2 separate regions of the Mus musculus genome follow, and region 2 is linked to region 1. The links are chromatin contacts, found by Hi-C or POLR2A ChIA-PET in ENCODE. All regions are on one chromosome and are shown on one strand. Each heading gives the region's core, a stretch centred on a gene start or an enhancer-like site at or near the end of the contact. The rest is flanking DNA. Distances are from core to core; before and after follow the strand shown. Region 1 holds the start of Csf2ra (colony stimulating factor 2 receptor, alpha, low-affinity (granulocyte-macrophage)). Region 2 has its middle 39 kb from the start of Csf2ra.

Region 1 (7,375 bases), core at 1,434-3,933:
CTCAGGTCCTCTCCATCCCCGCCATCCAGGTCATGCCCCTGCATCAGCTCAGGTCACCTTCCGGGGTGTGCTTCCTGGCTCTGCGCTCTGCGGGAGGGATGGGGGCGTGGCTGAGCATTTGGGAGCGTGGCCAGCGAGCCCTTGGCCTCCGCCCCTCCTTCAGGCCCCGCCAACTTGGAGAGGCCCCGCCCACCTGCCACTGGACCTCAAACTGGAAGTCCCGGGCCGTCAAGGATGCCCAGGTCGAGGGCGGGGCCCACGAGACGGTGCAGTGGGAAGAGTTACAGGACGCGGTGACGTCACGTGGGGGACCGAGTCGCTCTGTAAGGGCGGGAAGCGTGGCCGGGGCTGTCACTCACAATTCCCGCCTCATGCTTGCCAATCATGCTCACAAGCCCCGCCCACAAACGTCACTCAACCTCATGCCCGCATGCCAATCAGGCTCACAAGCCCCGCCCCCGCTCACAAGTCCAACCCCACCGAGCGCCTTCGTAGCCACCACGTCGTCCAGGAACCGCACTGGCCCCGCACCGCTCCGACCGGTCACGACCAAGTAGGCCTCACTCCCCAGCAGTGACAAGTCGTTCGCAATGCACTGTGTGATGACGTCATCCCCGGGGTCGGCCATGCATCGCGCCACGTCGTGACCCCTGGAGAGAGGCGGGGCGGGGTCAGAGGGCCAGCGATGACGTCATAGCGGGTTCAGGGCTCACGTCACCGGCGACGTGATGACGTGATTGGCCAACCACACCCACGATGCATGAGGGCCCCGCCTGAGGTCACTGCTCACGTGGAGTTGAGGACTCGCAGCGAGTACCGGACGTCCGCGGGCGCCGCTGGCCCCTCCCGCCACGCGCAGGAAAGGAAGCGCGCGGCTCGGATCTCGCAGGTCAGGTTCTCCGCCCCCGAGCCCGCCGCGCCTGACAAGATGGCCGCCGTGAGCCCGACCGGAAGTCGCCAGGCGTCGTCGCTGGTTGCTGGCGATGACGACGCCGGTTGCCGGCGGTGACGTCATCGCTTGCCGGCGTTCGCGAGCGATGACGTCACCGGGACGCTCCCGGCCCTGCCCACCTTCGTTGACGAAGCTCAGCCTCCAGTGCGCGGCCGCGCCCCCGACCGTGCCATTGACATCCAGCGTGACACCGTGGTGCAGCGCCATCATCCTCCTGAACCAGCAGCGGCAACCGAAGGGCTGCGGGGGGGACAGGGAGTGGGAGGGTGGGGGAGCGCATTGGGGTCACGACCGGAAGTGACATCATTGCGGGACAAGGCCCTCTCTCCCTACCCCCACGTACCGAGACTCGCCGGTGTATCCCCGCCTCCCGCGAGGTCACGGTGCATGACGTCACCGTGACGTTCCCCGCGGCGGTGTCGCAGGCCCAGGTCAGCGTCCGAGTCCAGGGGTCGAAGGTCAGGTTGAGGGCGGAGCCGGCGTCCGGTGTGGTCGGAGCTGGAAGGGGGAGGAGGGTGAGGTGGCTCTGTTGGACGCGGCCCCGCCCACCGTGACTTCCGACCCCGCCCACCTAGCGTCACTAACCCAGAAGGGCCTGAGTTCCCGGAAGCAGTAGCGTGGAGAAGAGCAGGGCGAGCTGAGCCAGGGGGGTGATGTTCATGGCATGTGATGACGTCATCTGTCAGTCAGATGAGTGGGCAGAGCCGAGGTGTTATCCTGTCTGGCGCACTAGGGTGGGCGGGGCATTCTCTGGCCCCGTCCCACCCACTCACTACAGCATGATTTGTGGTGGGTACAGAGGCTGGGCTCTGCCATCTGAGCCATGCCCCTGTCTCAGCTCCTCTCTTGGTGACGTTATCCTATTGATTCCCCGTGAATCTTTGCTTATATGTGGACCCGCTTTGTCCGCGCGGTGGGGAGGCGGTCGAGGGGATCGGGGGTCGCCCTGCCTGCCTGTGGCCTGACTGTGTGTAGGTCAGACCCTTTCCCCCTCACGCTCCACCGCCGCCTGGACCCGCCTTTCCCCAACCCCGCCGTGCTCCAAGCTCAGCTGCAGCCACTTCCTTTTCTCCAGTCCCCACTTCCTGTCGGGCCAAGGACGCTCGCTCGCGGGGAGTGGGGAGGGCGGGGGCGGCGTCCGCGGGGTCTCCGCAGTCGGGCTTAGGGGCGATCCGCAACTCCCCGCTTCCCCCACCCCCCACCCCCGCCCCGGGCTTTGGAGGAAACGCACTTGAAGCCATCCCCCTGCCTCAACTCCACCATCTCCAGACCCCTGACTCCTGGAGGTGAACCACATCTCCTGACCCCAGTACTACACAGAGGTCAGAGGTTGCGGGGGATTGGCAGGCGGAGGCCACGCCCCCCAACTCCGGCTTCTAAGCCCCCCTTGGCCTCTGTTACCTCTGACCCCACCCCAAACCATCCCCAGGGCTCAGACCCACGGGTGGTGGGGACCTTGTACCCGAGACCCAGGGCACACACAGTAGGTCTGCATGTCCCACTGCCCCCCCCTTCCGGTCTCTCCGTCCCCTAGCCCCATCGTTTTCTAAACCCCAGGGTGTGCTGGGCACACAGTAGGGCCAGGTGGGAGGGGCTTCTGGGTGACGTCATGTCAGGCAGGGTGAGGTGGAAAGGGGTGGAGGGGCTCTGACCTGAGACAGGGGGCTTCCTGCGATGGATGGTGAGGCCTGGGCGCAGCGTCTGTGTCCGTCCGTCTGTCCGTCTGTCTCCCGCTTCCTCTTCCTCATCTGCAGGTTGGGAAACCTAGAGGGGAAGGAACAAGGCAGGCAGGGGTGGGTGGCTGGGTGGGGCCCGGTGACGTCACCGGGGGCGGGGTCCGAGTGTCCCGTGCAGGCAGCATGATGTCAAATGCGCACAGTAAGTATACGCGCCAGGCGGTTGGCCCGCTGTGTGACGCCATGCAACCTCGTGCAGTGGGGCAGCACACCGGGACGTGAGCCTACTGTGTGGCTGTTCGGGCGCGTCACACTGCCACGCACACAGCCTGGCTACACACGGTGTGACGTCAGTCACTGCATCTGACCCCTTGTGGACACAGTGTGACCACTCAGCACAGTGTGACATCACCGACAGTCTTACCCTGATGCACACAGTGTGACCACACATGTGAGCACGCGCTTACACAGTGGGAAGACTCTGACATGCAAAGTCTTGATCCTGTTGATCATATTGATAAGGGTTAGGTTCAACAGGTGATCCTTAGGTTCACATCTCCTTGCGTCATCGTTAATTTCCAAATTGGGGAAAACCAAATCTGGATGAAACGGACAATTTTCTACACAGCACAGGCACCACAGTTAAAATCACGGAAGCCACCTAACGGTCCCAGGACCCAGAACCCAGAGACAGCTGTGAAGTCTCCCACCCAAGACAGCCCAGGGTCAGGCGGGCCTGGTGGATGCTTCCACCCAGCTCATTCTGTGAAGCCACACACACACACACACTGCGCGGAGATGGACGTTTCTGTAAAATCAGGAACTCGTCACAATTTCTGTCCACAGAGGACTCATGAGAGATTTTCTGTCGTGTTTAATGTTCCAAACAGATTTTAAAAACTGGTAGAGTGTGTATTAATGTCTGCTTCCGAAGATGTCATGTACATTTAAGAGGCATTTAAACTATTATGAATTATTTTAATGACTTTAAAAATATCAATACTGAGTTGTATGTTTTAAGATAAATTTTATTAGTTTTAAAAACCTACATGGTATTGTGGGGAATTGCAGGCTGGTCTCCAGTCGATCTGAGGTCTGAACCCCGATAGTCATAATTCACCCTCATGACACGGTAGGCATTCCCTCATGCTCCTTACCACCTCCCACAGCCCCAAGAGAAGCATGGTCAATCTGACCTTCAGGCTAAACTCCTCCCCAGTTACCTAGCAACAGGGAAGACCATAAAAAGGGGTGCTTAGCCCCCACCTCGCTCTCTTACTCCTTTGTCCTCTCACCTCTCACTTCTCTCACTTCTCTCCTCTTCCCTTTCTCTTTGTCTTCTTCTTTCCTCTCCTCTCTCCTTCTTTCTCTTTCTCTCTAGCCTTTCCTCCCTCCCCCCTCTCCTCTCTCTTCTACCTTCTCTCTTTCCCCTGAATTTCTATAATAAAGCTCTTAAACCATAGAGTCTCTGCTCTGCTCCATCAAGGCCCACTGCACACTCTGGTTAGTGTTGGGAACTTCTTCCCCCATTCCCTCTCTCCCACAACCCTGGTGGCTTTAGCAAAGTAGCTCTGGGTGGGGGGTCCCGTGGCAGGGCTGCCCCTTGGCCACCCCCTGAAGAGTGGGATAGAGGAATGCCCACCCAGGGATGAGTAAATAGGGTAGGTAGCAGCCCTCCCACACCTGACTGACCAGAGAATAGGGAAACTCTGGCGGGGTGTGGGTATCTTTTTCCTATCCTACTTACCCCCACCCCCACCCCAGGCCTCCCCTTTATTTTGTCCCCAACATGGTATTGGTACAGAGGCAGACATGTTGATCAGTGGAATAGAATTGAAGAACCAGAAATAAAACCACACACTTATGGTCACTTCATCTTTGACAAAGACGCCCCCCCCAAAAAAAAACAATGGAAAAAAGAAAGCATCTTCACTAAATGGTGCTGGTCTAACTGTCTGTCTGTCTGTAGAAGAATGAAAATAGACCCATATTTATCACCTTTCACAAAGCTCAAGTGCAAGTGGACCAAGGACCTCAACATAAAACCAGATGCACTGAATCTAGTAGAAGAGAAAGTGGGAAAGAGCCTTGACCTCATTGGCACAGGGGGAAATTCCTAAACAGAGCTCCATCACCCTCTCATGTTAAAAGTCTTGAGGAGAGCAGGAAATCAAGGCATACACCTTAACATAATAACAGTAATATACTACAAACAATAGCCAACATCAAATTAAAAGGAGAGAAACTTGAAACAATCCCACTAAAATCAGAGACTAGACAAGGCTGACCGTTCTGTCCCTATCTGTTCAGTATAGCACGTGAAGTTCTAGCTTGGGGAATAAGATGAAAGAGGAAGCTCAAGAGGATGCAAATTGGAAAGGGAGAAGTCAGGGATCACTACATGCAGATGATATGATAGTATACAAAAATCTACCCTCAAAATTCTACCAGAGAACCCCTACAGTTGATAATAACTTCAACATAGTGATTGAATATATAATTAAGTCAAAGAAATCAGTAGTCTTCCTTTAAAAAAAAGATAAGCACACAGAGAAAGAAATTAGGGAAACAACCCCTTCACAATAGCTGCAAATATTATAAAATGTCTTGGTGTAACTCTAACCAAGCAAGTGAAATATCTATATGGTCAGAGCTTGAAATCCCTGAAGAAAGAAATTGGAGAAGACCTCAGATGATGGAAAGATCATCCATGCTAATGGATCTGTAGGATTAATATATTAAAAATGTGTGTCTTACCAAAAGAAATATATAGATTCAATGCAGTTCCCATCAAAATCTCAACATAATATTTTAAAACCTTGAAAGAGCAACTCAAAACTACATATGGAAAAACAAAACCCCAGGATAGCCAAAATAATACTGGACAATAAAAGAACTTCTGGGAAAATCACCATTCCAGACCTCAAGTTGTACTGCTTTACAGTCTTGATTAAAACTGGCTGGTATTGGTACACAAACAGACAGATTGGTCAGTGGAATAGAACCAATAACCAGAAACAAACCCACATATGTATGGATACTTGATTATTTGCAAAGAACCCCAAACCATACTATTGAAAACAGGAAGGACCTTCAATGAATGGTGCTGGTCTTACTGGCTCTCTGCATGTAGAAGAATGCATACAGATCCATATTTATCACCTTGCCCAAAGTTCAAGTCCAGGAGGATCACAGACCTCAATATAAAAGCAGATCCACTGAATGTAATGGAAGAGAAAGTAGGAAATTGTCTTGAACACAGGGGACAATTTTTGTCTAGAGAACACAAGTGGCTCAGGCTGAAATGTCAATAATAAATGGGACCTCATGAAATTTCAAAGGGGTTCTCTTTGTAGCCCTGGCTTTCCTGGAACTCACTTTGTAGACCAGGCTGGCCTCAAACTCAGAAATCCGCCTGCCTCTGCCTCCCAAGTGCTGGGATTAAAGGTGTGGGCCACCACCACCCAGCTCTGTGGTTCATTCTTTAAAAAGCCATAGCATCTGAATGTTCCATTGTGGTTTGGAGTACCAGCATTCAGAACAAAAATTTCATGGGATGGCTGATTGGCCTGATGCTGGGGGTCCAGGGTCCATGAGAGATGGTGTTTTCCTTCCTGGATCAGAATGAATCTCCCAAATCCTCTGGATGAGCCTCTATATCACATAGAGGGAATAAAGGACATAGGGTTATGGAGTCTCCAGAACTCATGATATTTATAGCTAACATTATATAGTGAACACCAGAACTATAAAATTCACAGGAGACATGTTTCTTATGAAACTAACAAAGGACAAGGCAGCCAGATCTTTTTTTTTTTTCAGAAATACTCACTTTTGTTCCATCAATAATATGAGGTTCTTATACAGCATTCTGAAGTTCTTCCTGTCAGGAAACCTGAACCCAAACTATGCCTCTGTGAAAACCAAAGTCCTTTCTCCATCCTGGCTGTATCTGAGCAAGTCTACAGGCAAACCTGCTCTGAGTCTCCTCAGTCCCAGGGCAGTTTCCTACTCCTCAAGGATTTCTGACACTCTCAGGATGTGGTTGCAACACTGTGACTTGCACAGTAATAGACCACAGAGTCCTCAGATGTCAGGCTGCTGAACTGCATGTAGGCTATGCTGGAGGATTTGTCTACAGTCAATGTGGCCTTGTCCTTGAACTTTTGTTTGTTTGTTTGTTTTGTTTTGTTTTGTTTTTTGTTTTTTCGAGACAGGGTTTCTCTGTGTAGCCCTGGCTGTCCTGGAACTCACTTTGTAAACCAGGCTGGCCTTGAACTCAGAAATCCACCTGCCTCTGCCTCCCGAGTGCTGGGATTAAAGGCATGCGCCACCACGCCCGGCTGTCCTTGAACTTTTGATTGTAGATAGTTTCACTATCAGAAGGATCAATCGCTCCGATCCACTCAAGGCCTTGTCCAGGCCTCTGCTTCACCCAGTGCATCCAGTAGCTGGTGAAGGTGTAGCCAGAAGCCTTGCAGGACATCTTCACTGAAGCCCCAGGCCTCACCAGCTCAGCCCCAGACTGCTGCAGTTGGACCTGGGAGTTGAAACCTGCAAGTAGATTTCTCATAAAGTTGCCCAGTCTGACTTGACTAGTAAGCTTACCCTGAAGGGTGTGCTTACTTGGTTTTGAAAGAACCTAGTGGGGAAACCCTCACTCAATTCCCTATTCAGCATGCACCCAAGAATCACGAACATATGACCATCTTGATGTAAAAACACGAGGTAGTTTAATGACGGCGCT
Region 2 (7,375 bases), core at 1,290-3,789, 38 kb after region 1:
CTTGGACCCAAACCAACCACCCAGCAGCATTTCCTGCACCCACCCATGTATACACTTTTCTGGCATTTGCTCTTAGAAGCTGCCCTGGGGATGGACCCCCAACACAAGAGAGACACCCGCACCTATTCAGTGCAGAGACTACTTGGAATCAGACTTCTATTTTGAGTAGGGTGTGAGTGAGTAAAGTGTAAGTTCCCAAGGCCTCCCAGGGAACTGACATCTTACTTGGAAGAAAGAGACTTGTATGTGGGCAACTGACTTCCTGGTTTGCAAGTTAAGACATGAATGTTAGACAAGGCAAGTCCCCCTGCCACAGTCAAGTACCCCAACTAATGGGAGCAGGATAAGTATATAACAAAGATATGTTTCTAAGGAATTCCCCTATCCCTAAGTCCAGATTGGTGGAATAACTTGGTATAGATGTTTTGTGGATTTTAGGCATAGAAACCCTGTAGGATCTTCACTCTAGGTCACAGTTCAGCTCTGGAACCTGAATTGTGGCCCTGACTGATAAGTACTGGGACATATGCAGTTCTGCACAGACAGTCAGACAGAGGGACAGACAGACAGACAGAGGGACAGATGGACACACACACACACACACACACACACACACACACACACACACACACACACCTGCTAGCCAAGATGCCTGACGACCTGATTTTATTAGTGTGTGTGTGTCTCCATGGCCAAGCTAGCACCCCCCCCCCCAGAATTGTGTTTCAGAGATCCTTATTTATTTCTTGTGCCTGTGCTTGTATATGACCTAGGCTACACTTCCTGAAAACCAAACCAAACCAAACCAAACCAAACCAAACCAAACCAAACCAAACCAAACCAAACAAGTATGGCTGCCTGCCTGCCTATGAAGAGAAATGATATCACGAATCAACTAAAACTATCTCCTAAGTCTTCCTGTTTCTCTTTCTTTTCTATCTTCTTTCTTTTTTCTTTTCTTTTCTTCTCTCTCTCTCTTTTCTTTTCTTTTTAAATTTTATTTTTATTTTTTTCATACAGGGTTTCTTAGTGTAAGCAGTCCTGGCTGTCTTGGATCCCACTTTGTAGACCAGACTGTAACCTGTAAGAGCCTGCTTCTGCTTTTCAAATGCTGGCATGAAAGTTGTACACCACTATGACCAGCTAAGATTCTTATCTTTTTTTTCTTTCCCCTTTCTTTCTATGATTCTAGCTTTTACCAGGCAGTGGTGGTAGCAGAGGGAGGTGGTGGATCACTGTAATTTTGCAGCTAGCTTAGTCTACAGACTGAGTTACATCAAAGGAGTTCCAGGATGACTGATTATATTTATCTTTTATTATGCATTTTAATTAAAATTAACCAAAAGAATTTAGAATGACTGATTCAGGGTCTGGCATTTTAACGTATTATACAAAAGCAGGAGAAAAAACCATGAGGCTGTCTGTGGATGGTCTAGGGTTCTGGCTGTTTTTGGGAGCTTCCTTGTCATGAGCTTTGCACATGCAAACTGGGCCACCTAGAGGCTGGTAAAGGCAGCCTGGAAACAAAAGCAACCTGGAACAGTAGGTCACATGATGGCCAGCCACCTCCATCTTGATGAGGTCTGTCAGTGGACAAGATGGCTGCCATCCACATGTGGTCTTCCATCTTGGTGAGGTCAATGTGCAACTGAGTGACAGAACAAGGAAGTAGAAACAGACACACAGGCACAACACGTTCATTCTGTTTTTGGATAAAAGACACACAATTTTTATTATTTACAGTAAGCCTTAAACAGCACTACAAGAGCCGGCCAGATATTTACCCTCTATGTGATAAGAATTTTCTTTTTTCTTCTTTTAATTCTCAGGACCTGCATGGTGGGTTCTCCTAGGTTCTGGTGCCCTCTTCTGGCATGCAGGCATATAGGCAGCAGATAGAGCACACAAATACATACATTGAAAACTAATAATAATAATAACCAATAAATGAAAAGAAAAAAGATTGTAGCTTCTGCCCAGCTGCATGGGTAGCAGAGGCAGGCAGGCAGAGAGGACCTCTGTAAGTTTGAGGCTACCCAAGCCTACAGAGCAAATTCCAGGCAGGGCTGCTGAGGTACACCAAGAGAAACCCTACTTTGAAGCAAAATAAGACAAAGCAGAAAAGGTTCTGGCTTTTATTTTACAGACATATTTTTCTTCTAGTACTATTGACTATCAAACTTTGATCATGAAGGCACGTTGGATTTTATGACAGAATTTGTATGTGTGTGTGTTATATTTCAGCTGTGATTGCTGTCACTTGTCATCTAGTGGGCTTGTGTTTGGTTTCTTTCTTTCCATGTCATCTATCAAGTCGGGGCCATAGCACCCTTTCAGCCTCAGAAATCCAGAGCTCACTGACTCCTGGAGAAAGGGTGCTAGGGGAGAAGGAAAAAAGAAATCTCTGGGGCAGGGGCAAGACTTGAGCCTTCTGGTCGACCTGATCAAGCTGCCACCAACCCTACCATTTTTCCTAATAGGGCGTACAGCAACAACCCCTGCCCTGTAGATCTCCCGGTACAACCTCCTTGGTAGAGACTCTCTATCTCCGAGATGCACCCGCCTGCTTGCCCGACCCTGGCCGCCTCATCGCAGGCACTTCCCTGTCCTGTGTCACCAACCGGAGAAGGCAGGAGCGTTGCGGAAACTTGTCAACACTAGGTGTCGCCCGTCAACAACGGTCTGGATCAACTAAACAAACCAATACAGATCGCTCACGCGCCGCCACATTCACTCACTTATTCCGTCTCTCCCGACGGTCCTCCCTAGCTTGGGGGGGTGGGGGGGGGGCGGGGAAGGGGAAGGGGTGGGGGACGACACTCACGCACGCATGATGGAGCAGCGTACCCACTCACCACTTCTCCCGAGTGGCACAAACGGTCCCCATCGTCCCACCCGAACATAGCGAACGCGGGCTGGACTCAGACACCCAAAAACGAATGTATGACAGGGAGCTGTGAAAACAGGCGAAATCACTCTCTAAGTCAAAGTACGTGGCTAGCGAATCGGTCAGCGGGGCAAGGGAACAGGCACAATTAGGGGAAGGGGCTACAGTAAGGGGAAGGGAGCATCTAAGCACGGTGGAAGAGGAGGGTGGCTCGCGATCTCAGTTCCACTCCATTTAGGTCTCATTTTAAAAACACTACCGCTTGGGGTTTGTTGTTTTCTGGTGCTCGCTGCCACCCGCCCGCCGGCCACCCTCCCGCCCTCATCGAACCCATGTGATATACACACAACATGGCCCCTGCACCCACAGCTCAGAGAACATGTAAAGGGACTAGAAGATGGTAAAATCTGGAGGACTAAGTTGCCTGCTGAGAAACAGCGTCTTCTCTGTAATAGTGGAGTTGCACCTGAGACAACTTAACAGGTGAGTCACCTAAGTAAGACTTACAAAATGACATGACCAGTTGGCATGCCATAGGAAGGGGGAAATGTTCACATGTCCACACACCTAAGTGGAGAACTACATACATTCAACTGATGCTGAGAGATGGAGATTCAGACTTCCACGTTATCTGACACAGTCATTTATCCTTGGCATCAGGAATACTTTTGTTTTGCATACATCTATGAGTCTGAACATTTATGTGGATAAACATTAATCAACCAATCAACAAATCAATCAATTATAAAAGAAACATGACCTGTGCACATATCTCTGAATAGTAGGGTGTGAGCCATTCTGTTCTCCATGAGAGTCCTGTCAATACTACATAGCTTAAGCTCCCTTAAGAGATGCACTTAGGAGAAATCAAATTAGATTTTTAAAAATATTTTTTATTACATATTTTCCTCAATTACATTTCCAATGCTATCCCAAAAGTCCCCCATACCCTCCCCCCCGACTTCCCTACCCACCCATTCCCATTTTTTTGGCCCTGGCGTTCCCCTGTACTGGGGCATATACAGTTTGCGTGTCCAATGGGCCTCTCTTTCCAGTGATGGCTGACTAGGCCATCTTTTGATACATATGCAGCTAGAGTCAAGAGCTCCGGGGTACTGGTTAGTTCATAATGTTGTTCCACCTATAGGGTTGCAGTTCCCTTTAGCTCCTTGGGTACTTTCTCTAGCTCCTCCATTGGGAGCCCTGTGATCCATCCATTAGCTGACTGTGAGCATCCACTTCTGTGTTTGCTAGGCCCCGGCATAGTCTCACAAGAGACAGCTATATCTGGGTCCTTTTGATAAAATCTTGCTAGTGTATGCAATGGTGTCAGCGTTTGGAAGCTGATTATGGGGTGGATCCCTGGATATGGCAGTCTCTAGATGGTCCATCCTTTCGTCTCAGCTCCAAACTTTGTCTCTGTAACTCCTTCCATGGGTGTTTTGTTCCCAATTCTAAGGAGGGGCATAGTGTCCACACTTCAGTCTTCATTCTTCTTGAGTTTCGTATGTTTAGCAAATTGTATCTTATATCTTGGGTATCCTAGGTTTTGGGCTAATATCCACTTATCAGTGAGTACATATTGTGTGAGTTCCTTTGTGAATGTGTTACCTCACTCAGGATGATGCCCTCCAGGTCCATCCATTTAGCTAGGAATTTCATAAATTCATTCTTTTTAATAGCTGAGTAGTACTCCATTGTGTAAATGTACCACCTTTTCTGTATCCATTCCTCTGTTGAGGGGCATCTGGGTTCTTTCCAGCTTCTGGCTATTATAAATAAGGCTGCTATGAACATAGTGGAGCATGTGTCCTTCTTACCGGTTGGGACATCTTCTGGATATTAATTAGATTTTTTTTATGCTATGTAGATGGATGATGTGAATATGTGTATATATTTCTATGTATATGTTCATGTAAAAGTAACAATTGCACTATTGAGTTTAAGTGATTCCTGTCATAGGAAGTTGGACAATGAGAGGTGATATAATATTAATAATTGAAAAGCAGAAAACGTACAGAGAAAACCTGTCTCCAAAAACCAAAGAGAGAGAGAGAGAGAAAGAAAAGAAAAGAAAAGAAAAGAAAAAAAAGAAAAGCAGAAAACGTTAAAGAAATAAGCCCTCAAATGTATCTTCACCTGGCAATAAGTAAACAAAAGTTCTGGTTCTAATACTAATGTTAGGACTGAAGGAAACAAAAACCTCTGTAGACACTTTGTACTGAGAAGTCCTTCACCTTGATTCCTTCTTCACTTGGAATGCTGAGTGTTGTGACCGGCCAGCAGCTCACATGTCTGGGTTCTAGCCTGGAAAGGCATTTTGGAAACCTGGAAGAGAAGAGGGGCTAGGCTGCGCGAGATAAGGACGGAACCAAGACAAGGCTCTGCACAAGGTTCAATTTTTACTATTCAGGCACTCCGTTATGAAGGAAGGGGGAGGGGCCCGATTCCCGCCAAAAAACTAGGAGTAAGGTTGCAGGTGAGCACGTGATGGCTTCGGAACAGCAAAGCTCGAGCAGTGGGTGTAGCAGAACGATTGAGCGGCAAGCTCCACCCCTGAGCAAGCAGGTTTCAGGCTGGGGGAGGGGAGACTACAGCTGAGCACTTTCATCCCTGCCTCATCTCCACTCCTATGGGAGTCATTGTCTATGAATGGACTCAAGGATGAAATCAGTATTGAGGAACTTTATGAGCAATATAACAGAGGAATCCTCGAGCAAAAGTGGTAAGCCAGATGGTTTGTCTCAGCAATAGTACTCCATTCCTAAGTTGTAACACTAAGCACGGCAGCAATAGGAACTGTGATTGTGATTGCACTTACATTTCATGTCATTTCAGAGGATGTTGATGTGCTTCCTTGGGTTTCAGAATTCTTATCTAGATCAATGCATTTGTGGAGAGCGATTATTTGATAAGTTGCCTAAAAGCCTAAGTTGGGTTAGCTATAAATAGAATATTTTGCTCTAACGGAGAACTTGATTCAGATCCAAGCACCCATGTCAGGTGTTTCACAAGTGCAGATAGGTGCAACTACAGGGATATTTTTCCTCATATGTGTACCTGTACATGTGTGACCCATCCCACACATTTAAGCAATTGATTTTTATGTTATTTTTATGGATGTAATTTTTGATGTTAAGTATCAATTCTTCTTTGTTTTTACACCTAAAACAATTTCAGTATATTTTCAAAATTATTTCTGAGCATAATGTATGTAGAAATGCATGACTTCAAAAAACATCTTCTGAGTAGGTTGCTTGGTTTTACTACATGCATCATGAGAATACATTCAGATTGTAAAGTTTAACAACAAATGATTTAACTGTTGAGCTATCTCACCAGGCATGATACGTCTTTAAAATTTTTAATTTGGGCTGGCAAGATGGCTCAGTGGTTAAGAGTGCCGACTGCTCTTCCGAAGGTCCTGAGTTCAAATCCCAGCAACCACATGGTGGCTCACAACCATCCTTAACGAAATCTGATGCCCTCCTCTGTAGTATCTGAGGACAACTACAGTGTACTTGCATATAACAAATAAATAAATACACAAATACATAACTAAATAAAAATTTTAATTCATTATATAGAATGAAAGGCAAAATAATTGAAAAACTAACCATAAACTTTTTGCATTTTGCAAACCCTAGATAATTGTTTTAATAATGGGTGTGGTATGTAATATACTGATTATGAGTCTCGTCTTATATTCTACCTTTTTGGTCAACTCTTATCCCCTATTTCCTGGATTCATATCACATCTGGCTTTGAACATGGCCTTCTGAATATTACATACTTAGCAGTTTCTAATAAATTTGCAACTACTTTAGTCTTCTATATAATCTTACAGAGAACATGGATTGTGTACCTAGCAGTCTCTTGACTTAGTCCAGTAGATTTGACTTAATATTTGGTTCTTCATGGGCTCCTATATGTACATGGTGTGCATAATGATTTGTAGGACAGATATATTCATGAAATATGACTAAATTAATACTCTTAAAAATTGTGACTAAAAACGAATGTACATGAAACTTTACAATAGGTTAATTATTGTGAACATCTTATGGAGAATTCTCTCAAATTGCAGTTTTATTTTCTAAAGTATTTCTTTGTGAAAATGTAATCTGCCATGATTTTTTTTAATTTATTTTTTTTCCATTTTTTATTAGGTATTTAGCTCATTTACATTTCCAATGCTATACCAAAAGTCCCCCATACCCACCCACCCCCACTCCCCTGCCCACCCACTCCCCCTTTTTGGCCCTGGTGTTCCCCTGTACTGGGGCATATAAAGTTTGCAAGTCCAATGGGCCTCTCTTTCCAGTGATGGACTGCCATGATTTTGCAATGAGTCAATATGTGGGTCAAGACACAAGGTATGTGTGTTTGTTGTTTTCTAGCAGGATTTTGTTAATGGTTTTTATATCTAAAACTAGTAAATTAGATCCATAACATAATTTATTTTATTTATTTATTTATTTAGCTAGT

The links. Hi-C counts contacts between places; a loop is a spot of excess contacts on that map. ChIA-PET counts read pairs that join two places held with the same protein, here RNA polymerase II (POLR2A).
Region 2: a loop to region 1 is called in a map of mature B cell, with 2.6 times the contacts of the local background. The contact joins the enhancer-like site here to the promoter of Csf2ra in region 1. A Hi-C loop is called at or near these places in 6 of 37 maps with a recorded cell type or tissue (Patski, T-helper 17 cell, T-helper 2 cell and 3 more). POLR2A ChIA-PET finds 5 or more read pairs at or near these places in 4 of 5 experiments (Patski and embryonic stem cell).

What each region holds. Positions count from the first base shown.
Region 1 is chr19:61,225,735-61,233,109 of GRCm38, forward strand. Csf2ra (colony stimulating factor 2 receptor, alpha, low-affinity (granulocyte-macrophage)) reads right to left here and starts at 2,684. Exons shown (of 12, transcript NM_009970.2): 1 at 2,605-2,684; 2 at 1,538-1,631; 3 at 1,296-1,450; 4 at 1,072-1,192; 5 at 791-920; 6 at 481-650; 7 at 194-321; 8 at 58-87. The coding sequence starts at 1,631. It also overlaps the pseudogene Gm4242.
Region 2 is chr19:61,263,957-61,271,331 of GRCm38, forward strand. No RefSeq gene overlaps it. Among named protein-coding and RNA genes, the nearest start is that of Csf2ra, 39 kb to the left of the region's middle. Within about 2 kb of position 2,540, at least 1 of the 3 ENCODE cell types and tissues checked has a DNase peak (open chromatin) inside an H3K27ac peak, as active enhancers do.